Regions from separate parts of the Homo sapiens genome. Here all the other regions are linked to region 1. Evidence: chromatin contacts called from ENCODE Hi-C or POLR2A ChIA-PET data. All regions are on one chromosome and are shown on one strand. Each heading gives the region's core, a stretch centred on a gene start or an enhancer-like site at or near the end of the contact. The rest is flanking DNA. Distances are from core to core; before and after follow the strand shown. Region 1 holds the start of ZBTB11-AS1 (ZBTB11 antisense RNA 1). Region 2 overlaps CMSS1 (cms1 ribosomal small subunit homolog). Region 3 has its middle 51 kb from the start of TBC1D23.

Region 1 (2,790 bases), core at 127-2,626:
CTTGCACCCTCATATATATTTGGTGCAAAATGGAGAACCTTTTCCCCTACGTTTGTGTAAAAATATATGTAAATAAAGCCTTAAAATAGTGTTACCGACCCCCTTTTCCACTCGCAATAACATTGACTATAAATGCTGATAATTCCAAAAGAATCTCGACTCTTCCTTGAGTAGTCTGGAGCTAGCAGGTGCAAGTTTAGAAACAATAACTCATCACTGAGGGAGGCACTGAAAATTTTATAACTGTTAACTGGAATCTAAATTTCCATGTAAATGGGCTGTCTCTGGTCCCGTGTCAAGAGACTAATATTTTTCCAGAAGCCTGAAAATATGCTTTTATGATGTTGGGAGTCTCAAACGTAAAAACGGACTCCTAACCCTCTGGATGTTTCGGCTGAACTCTCAACTGTCCACCAGCTCCCCCTACACGTGGCTCCTTAGAAAGCGTGGAAAAGGGAAAAATGAAAAGAGAAACTGCCAGGACTTAAGATGTCTGCTTAAAGACTCCCTCGAACTGCAGTGAAGGGTCCTACCCGCTTCCAAAATGTCCACCCGCATTCCTGACGTCACTGGATCGGCTCCATCAAGCCAGAAAACGAGAGTGCGCTCCAATCAGGGCTCAGTCCCCGCCCTTGCCTTGCGTCACTTCCGGTGGTGCAGCAGCCATTTTGTCAGTCGCCAGCGGATCCCGCGCGCTGGAGAAGTGCAGTTCCCCCTGGTTACCAACTCGCCCGCTTTTCCTTCGGACTAAGGGAGCCGTCGAAGAGCGCTCGCCAAAGGCGCAGCCGTTTCTCCCTACGGTGCCGCCGCTCCTCCTGCAGCCGCCCGTAGGTAGCGGGCCGTTTTCCTCACCTGTCCCTGACAGGCGCCCTCAGGGAGCCGCGGTCCGCGATGTCAAGCGAGGAAAGCTACCGGGCCATCCTGCGTTACCTGACGAACGAGCGCGAGCCGTATGCGCCGGGCACCGAGGGCAATGTCAAGCGTAAAATCCGAAAAGCTGCCGCCTGCTACGTGGTGCGCGGCGGGACTCTGTATTACCAGCGGCGGCAGCGGCACCGCAAGACCTTCGCGGAGCTGGAGGTGGTGCTGCAGCCGGAGCGACGCCGGGACCTCATCGAGGCGGCGCACCTGGGTCCCGGCGGCACTCACCACACCCGGCATCAGACCTGGCACTACTTGTCCAAGACGTACTGGTGGCGAGGTGAGACCTAGCCCGCGGCGAGGGGGCGGGCTGGCGACTCGTTGCCTGGGCAAGGCTCGCTGGCGAGGCCTATGCGTACCCACGAGTCGGAGGGTCTCGGACGCCTCTGGGCGGCGGAGCTGCTGCCAGGCGGAGCCGAGAGGGTGGGGGACGCGAAAGGAGCCGCACTTCCCACAGGAAGGAGGCCGGCGAAGCTGGGGGCGGGCCCTGGCCCTGGGTGGGACCAAGGGGGCTTCCCCGGAGGCCGGGCCAGCCGCGGGGAGGGGCCGGACGCCTGGGCTGCGCCAGGTCCGCCTCCTTGGGCGGCCCCTTGAGGCTGTAGGCCCCGGCCCTCTGGAGGTGGCGTGTGGCTCGCGGCAGTGGAGGCTGCGGGGTGCACGTTTTCGACTGTGCTGACGTTTGGAAGGGGGGACGAGTCACCCGAAGCCGGGTCTCCCGTTTCTTTAGTGCTGCGCTTGGGTTTTGGCGAGCGAGTATGAGCTGCTCTGGACACATTCGCTAGTGTTCCTCAAATTTTGCCGCTGCTGCGTAAATAAGGAATAATACAATTATTTGCAGAAGTGATAAGGAGTGATTGAGAAATCGCCTTGAGCGTTTTTTTTTAAGAACAAGAAGTAAATGTAAAAGATATCAGTTACTGTTTTTGTTGTTTGGTTTTGCGGGGGCGGGGTGTTTGAGTAGACACGGGTCTCGCCTCGTTCCCCAAGCTGGTCTCCATCTGGCCTCAAGCCATCCTCCCGCCTCGGCCTCCCAAAGTGTTGGGATTTCAGGCATGAGCCACGGCGCCCAGCTTGATATTCGTAACTCTGAATGTTTTAATAATCTTTCCCCTAATGATGTGAAAAACGCGTTTGGGAACTGTGTAGCATTGTATATACGCAGAAAAGGTACGATTACTGTGACTTTTTGATTGTCAAAAAATACAGCTCTGAAGTTACTTGACTCCTTGGGAACCAGTTGTAAGGGAGGATAGCAAGTGTCCTTGGCTTCTTAACCATCTTCACTCTCCACAGTTAATGAATATTCAAACTGTCAGAATTAGTTAATAGTTTATAGTCCCATTTAAGAAATTTTGTTAGGAACAGTGCTGTCACTCTCCAATATGGCTACAGAAAAGTTATTTCATTCAAATCTTGGTTACTTCGTCTGTGAATAACGAAATTACTGAATAGTTTCTAAAGTTCTTTTCGGTTTATAAACATCATCAAGTTTATTCGTTTACGAACTATTGGATAATCAAATTCTTCCATTTATTTTCCACTTTAAACCAATATCTGAATTAAATTCCTGTAAGGACAGACAAATGCGAAGATTAAATTATGAGGTAATGAAGTAATCAGTGCATTTTGTTTGGATGGGTTTGGGTAGACATTAGTTTGTTGAACAAATGTCTCAGATTTAATACTTCAGGATTTGTTAAAGATGATAATTGTAACTATAGGTAACATTGATCAAGCTTGTATATGCAGGATGTAGTCGTTAGCCCTTGACATTTATTTAACCTTCATAAAACCTTAATACTTATCTCCCTTTTTTGGAGACAGAGCGTAGGGGGTCTTGCTTGGTGCAGTGACAACGATCACAGCTCA
Region 2 (2,790 bases), core at 170-2,669, 1.6 Mb after region 1:
AAATGTCTCCTGGGATTGCATCAGCTTGACCTAGCAGTTGTTTTTCATTTCTACTTTCCAGACCACCTTTGTGTAAGAATTAATGACCTTCCCTCAGCCTATTAACTCAGAATGTCATTAATCTCTAGGAAATACCTTATCAATTCTGCTTAAAGGGTATATGAGAAGTGCTATGTTTTCGGTTAATCTTATAGCCCTTTAACCACCCTGTTCAATGATTACTGAACCTTCCTGGAAGTCCCTTTTGCCCCAGAATTAGTTAACATTTTAATAGCAGTCTTACTTGTAAGCTATGAAATTGTTAGATACGAATTGCAGTTGATTCAAAAGAAATGCCTTCCAGGGAGCCAAACTGAGTTGTGAGAAATATGTGTCTAAAAAGATATTACTAGTCCAAATTCCTATTGCTCATGTCTTTCCTGAGTACTTAACAAACTAAATATTGCCACTCCCAAATCAGTATTAATGGTCAGCTTCAATTATATGTTATTTCAACTTTAAGCTCTGGTAGGAGAATACATTATCTACTAAATCAGCCTTGTCAACAGGCCAGAAAAATCTTTACAGGCATAAATGTTTGTATGCTGTTAGAGGAAAGTATATGAGACTTAAACAATGCTTACTTGTGAACACCCTTTCCAAGACTAGGCTAAGAGAACAATAGCTACACCTAAGTATAGTAAAAGAAACAATCTGTAAATGAAGATTCTTATATACATAAATCATGTCATGAGCAGAAAGTTAAATAAAGGCAGATACTTTTACAGAAAGATTAGAGTTAATGCATAGGTGAGGTTTTGGCTGTTACAGACAGAAGAAACTATAGAGGTAGAAAAACATGGAAGTGAAGAAACAAGGATGGCAATAGCTAGATATTGAGCTAGCTAAGCTGTAAATGGTGATTCTCAGCCAGTTTTGGGGGTAAGGGAAAATAACAGGGGTGACTCTTTTCATCCCTGTTTTTTCTGAGTTTCTCTTGATGAAAGTTTTTCTTGATGAAAGCTAACAAGCTGAGAACATCAGTGCAAATCACCAAAGCAATCGGGTCAAATTCACTGCTACTACTCCTGCAAAACAGGAAAAGGCCCTCAAGCTTAACTTTTAGATTCCTGGGCATGCAAAGCAGGCCTTGGTCAGCCAGATCTGTACTCGGTTCTTCTCTGCCTTGGTCACTGTCCTCTGGGTCTTGGGAACACAGGCCTATGTTCCAAGCCATTGTTCTTTAAACAAAGTTGTGAACTGCTAACAGTTTTATTTAAAAGTTTATAAAATGGTAACCACATTGCTACATCTTTCTGGAGTATCTCAAACAAAGTGTGGGTCACATTTCTTGTGTAAAAAAAAGTGTAGCTCAGAGTTATTGAATAAACAAAGACAACTGATGTAGTTAACGGGCTTTGTGTGACCACAGCTATGTCATCTTGGTCTTGATTCCAGTTTCAGGCAGAGGTCAGGGTGAGCCATCCCACAAAGGGGCCTCCTACCAGTCAGTCCATCTAGATGCTTTGCCTGAGCAAGCTTCTTTGCAGTCCCTACCCTGTAACTTGGCATGACTGGCAATGGGGGTGGGGGTGAGAGAGGGCCACTCTCATTGTAACCTGTGCTCTCCAATCCAAACACACACAGAGAGCAGTTGGCTTCATTTCAGAGAAATGAAAAGTCACCTCTCCTCAGTGGATGGCTAGAAGCCCCAATTTGGTGACATGGCCTCTGGGCCTTTAAGCAAATAAGGTAAGAGGACGCTTCTACTAACTGAAAACCTCTGAGTTAATGCGCCTGATTAAACAAGCTGTCAGGAACCTTGGCAGACCCGTGCTCATGATTCTTATTAATAAGGTTGATATTTACATAAATATCAGCTGTTCATTGATAATGCTGCCAACACACAGGGCATAGACTCTTTTCTTTAGGATAACACAGACAGATTTATCTTAATGCAACAATTTGTTATTTGAACAAACATGTTTATTGCAAGGCCAGTGAAGTGAAACCCAAAGGTTTTCTTGTTTGAATTTCCCAGGGGGCAGTTTGTAATAGCTGCTGGAAGAGACCATTCCATGGCTTCTAATACAGTGCAATGCTGGCAACCAATATTCTCTCCTCCATCTCAACTTTGGCTCTTAACTGCCCACACCTCCTTTTTGCTCAACATGAAGAATGGTTGTTGTTACCTGCCCAATCCGTGCTTCCAACTTGCCTAGAAAAAACCTGATTCAAGTTTTGAGGAATAAACTCCTAAAGACTCTAGATCTTCAGTTACACAAAGGAGCTCACACCTAGAGTGGATTTTGCAAATATTAAAACAGTTATCCCAACACTAGTTTGCTTTCATGCCAGTACTTGTGTGGCAGCCCCCAGTGGGGCCATAATAACCTTCAGAATGGAGCAGCTTTGCCCAACCTCCTGCTGTGCTCAAGACTTCGGGTTCTGCATGTGTGTTTCTGGCTGACTCTTGCTGTCTCATAGCTCTTGCTGCCACTGTGAGCTGCTGCCTTCTCCATGGTCTGAGTGGGCTTCTTTCAAAAAGCTGCTTGGTCTGCTTATGTGGGGAGACTTCAAATCACCAGTTTCCTATTAAAGACTCCTGGCCTACAATCACAGGGTGAACAGGAATATACAAAAGTCAGGGAAGGTATTTCACAAAGACTAGATCTGTGTACCCACAGTCGGTCTGCTTCATTTTTACAGCACTTAGTCTCCCAAGCCTCAACCTCACACTTTTTTCCTCCACTGGCACCTGTAGTGCCATAAGCAGAGGGCATTACATTGCTTTTTCCTTTCAACTGCTCT
Region 3 (2,790 bases), core at 135-2,634, 1.5 Mb after region 1:
ACTGAATATATTAGGTTGACACATATAAAATTGCTCTTTTTTATAGGTAAAAAAATGGTTAAATATCTAATCTCATATGCTGCAACTTAATCTTTACCAAGCACTACTCTGTATCTTGCTGGAATGAAAATAAAAACAAGCCTTCCCTCTACATAGTTGTAAGCTACGAAAGAGATTCTGACACAGATCTGAATGACTTATAGACAACTGATAATGAACAAATATATTTAATTTCCTTTGGCAAACCCAAGGAAATTACAATCATACAAACCTAAATTTTTATATATGAATTAGAAGACCCAGGGCAGGCTATAGTCCTTTAGTAGGCTAAGGTTTGAATTCCTACCTCAGGGAAAATTCTTTAAGGGGAGTGAAGAACAAGCAAACAAAAAGATCACAAAACATTTTTGGTAGTCGAACTAAAGGTGGTACATTCATTTGGGTTTTGGAAAGGCCAGTATCCCCATGCTGGGGAGAAAGTGTTTGAAGTGGGTTTGCTATCATTAGCATTTTAATGATGTCATTTTGATTATACATGTGGCCTGAGGTTTTTAAACATCTGGTGCCTTTTGTAAACCAAACTAATAAACAAAGAAAGGCTTCTCATAGCAACGGCACAGGAAGGAGGCATTTCCCAGCAAAGCTATTAAAGGGCCTCAAATCACTTGGCAACGTGCTATTTAAAGGCACAAGGAAAATTAGTATGAAACTAGTTCTCTCTCTTCTTTTCCATCAGAATTCCTCATTGTCACCAGGTCCTTGGGTGCCACCTCAACCCATCTGCCTGTTTTCTCCCTCCCTCAGTTCTATATGAGAAGGTCTTCTCCTCATACACAGAACATCTTTTTTCCCCTTAGAAATGGTAGGCACTTTCTTAGTCTGGTTGGATAATACTCACACCAGAGCTGTACCCAGGTAGTGCAGTTATAGGCCTGAAGCTTAGGATTGAAGTTCTATGTACACAAAAAATTTTGATTTGAGAGGGATTAGCATTAAGACATGACTGTGAATGAAGTCACCCAGGGAAAGCATGTCCAGAGAGGAGAAACAGAATGTCTCTGTTATTGGGAACATGCCTCCCTTCCTCATCCTGCCAACCCCAAGGTCATTGTAACACATCGTGGGATAGTAGTGCATGAAGTTTTTTCCTGCTCCTCGAATGCACCCATAACTGCTTTAATGGTAAGGCAGTCCCAAAATTGACAGAATCAGAAGGCCCACCTTGAGAGACCAGTTTTAAGCAACTTTCAACCTCTGCTTCAATTTTTTTGAGGGAGAGAGGAGTTTGCTGAAATTCTTATTCAAAGGGTTTACTCTTTGATCTGTACCTATAATGCTCCATGAGAGGCAATTTGTGGCTTTCATTTTCATTTTCATAGAACTAGACACCCTGCTAAAGGGACTAACTGAAGTCATACCTCCTCCTGGTCAGTAAACAAAAGGAGACAAAAAGCTGAGAGGCAGAGATCATGTCTCATCAGTGGGGGCCTTTCTGACTGAGAAATGCTCCCACTTCCCTGTCAGAATGGAAATGTCCACATACCTGTTCTAGGATGGAAAAGAAGAAAAGTTGGAGCAGGGAACTGGAGCACATGCCATCATTCCCTTCTCCTCAAGAATTTCTTATTCAGCCTCCCTGAAAGGTAAAGAAACTAAGGAGGTGGACAATTTTGTGTTAAAATTGACCCATTGGGGGTCCCATTGAACAACTAGCCAGGAGCCTTGGGAGGATGAACACAGCGGTGCTAACTGGGCTGCAATTTCAAAGTCGTGTAAAAGGCCTGGAATGATTCTGCCTCCAGAGAATGCTACCTCAGGGAGAATCAGGAGGAGACTTGAAAATTAAATCTAAAGACCAGAGTTAGTGTAAATTGTATTTAAATATATAATTTCTTAAAGGTAGTGTTTGGTGCCATGCTAAAGTTAAAGCCTGTTTGTTTTCAAATCAAGAACTACATTTGTATTTTTACATTAAGTGAAAAAATTCAGACTCTTATATTTAAGCATGTGTCAGCCTGGGCAACAAGGGAGACCCCATCTCTGAAAAAAAAAAAGAGAGAGAGAATTAGCTGGGCATGGTAGTGAGTGCCTATAGTCCAAGCTACTTGAGAGACTGAGGTGGGAAGATCACCTGAATCCAGGAGGTCAGGACTGCAATGAGATGTGACTGCGCCACTGTACTCCAGCCTGGGCAACAGAGCAAGACCCTGTCTCAAAAGTAAATATGTAAATGAAAGTAAAAATAAACATATGTCTCCTAAGTTGGACCATATATTCCTAATCATTAGGGCACTAACTCCCACATGCTGGCTTTGTGCCTAAGGGAGGGGGGAACACGGCATCTTCAGTGCAGAGCCTGTTGCACACCTCACGTGGATTTGGATGAACTGGACCTGTCCCTTGAGTCCACAGCTCCTGTGGTCTATGATACTTTTCCCTACAATAAAAGGTTCTATAGTCTCAGTTTTAGTAATTTTTAGTCTATATTTACTTATCAAACTCCTCTCTATTTTCATAGTCTTCCATCTCCTCCCATCCTATCTGGCATGCTTCTCCTCACAGTTTTTTTAACAGATCTCTAGGCCCAGTGTTATTTAATCTTTCTTTCTTTCTTTTTTTTTTTGAGACGGAGTCTCACTCTGTTGCCTAGGCTGGAGTGCAGTGGCGCGATCTCGGCTCACTGCAACCTCCGCCTCCCGGGTTCAAGTGATTCTCCTGCCTCACCCTCCTGAGTAGCTGGGATTACAGGTATGCGCCACCATGCCTGGCTAATTTTTTTTGTATTTTCAG

What was found. A loop is a pair of places that touch in the nucleus more often than their neighbours do. ChIA-PET counts read pairs that join two places held with the same protein, here RNA polymerase II (POLR2A). Pooled maps may share reads with other maps.
Region 2: a loop to region 1 is called in a pooled map, with 3 times the contacts of the local background. The contact joins the enhancer-like site here to the promoter of ZBTB11-AS1 in region 1. A Hi-C loop is called at or near these places in 1 of 168 maps with a recorded cell type or tissue (psoas muscle), 1 of 37 single-sample maps with no recorded cell type and 1 of 50 pooled maps. POLR2A ChIA-PET finds 5 or more read pairs at or near these places in 2 of 52 experiments (A673 and PC-3).
Region 3: a pooled map shows a loop between it and region 1 (4-fold over the local background). The contact joins the enhancer-like site here to the promoter of ZBTB11-AS1 in region 1. A Hi-C loop is called at or near these places in 1 of 50 pooled maps. POLR2A ChIA-PET finds 5 or more read pairs at or near these places in 2 of 52 experiments (OCI-LY7 and T-cell).

The regions. Positions count from the first base shown.
Region 1 is chr3:101,675,016-101,677,805 of GRCh38, reverse strand. It overlaps ZBTB11-AS1 (ZBTB11 antisense RNA 1), which reads right to left and starts at 1,376. Exons shown (of 1, transcript NR_024407.1): 1 at 1-1,376. ZBTB11 (zinc finger and BTB domain containing 11) reads left to right here and starts at 674. Exons shown (of 11, transcript NM_014415.4): 1 at 674-1,201. The coding sequence starts at 892. LOC124906262 (endogenous retrovirus group K member 5 Gag polyprotein) reads right to left here and starts at 1,361. Exons shown (of 3, transcript XM_047449415.1): 1 at 1-1,361. RefSeq lists an enhancer at 982-1,536 and a silencer at 1,253-1,622.
Region 2 is chr3:100,102,945-100,105,734 of GRCh38, reverse strand. The region is part of intron 1 of CMSS1 (cms1 ribosomal small subunit homolog); the gene reads right to left. The region is part of intron 1 of FILIP1L (filamin A interacting protein 1 like); the gene reads left to right. Among named protein-coding and RNA genes, the nearest start is that of FILIP1L, 10 kb to the left of the region's middle. Within about 2 kb of position 1,419, at least 8 of the 41 ENCODE cell types and tissues checked have a DNase peak (open chromatin) inside an H3K27ac peak, as active enhancers do; they include PC-3, where a contact is called at or near this core.
Region 3 is chr3:100,208,730-100,211,519 of GRCh38, reverse strand. No RefSeq gene overlaps it. Among named protein-coding and RNA genes, the nearest start is that of TBC1D23, 51 kb to the left of the region's middle. RefSeq lists a silencer at 1,490-1,539. Within about 2 kb of position 1,384, at least 4 of the 41 ENCODE cell types and tissues checked have a DNase peak (open chromatin) inside an H3K27ac peak, as active enhancers do.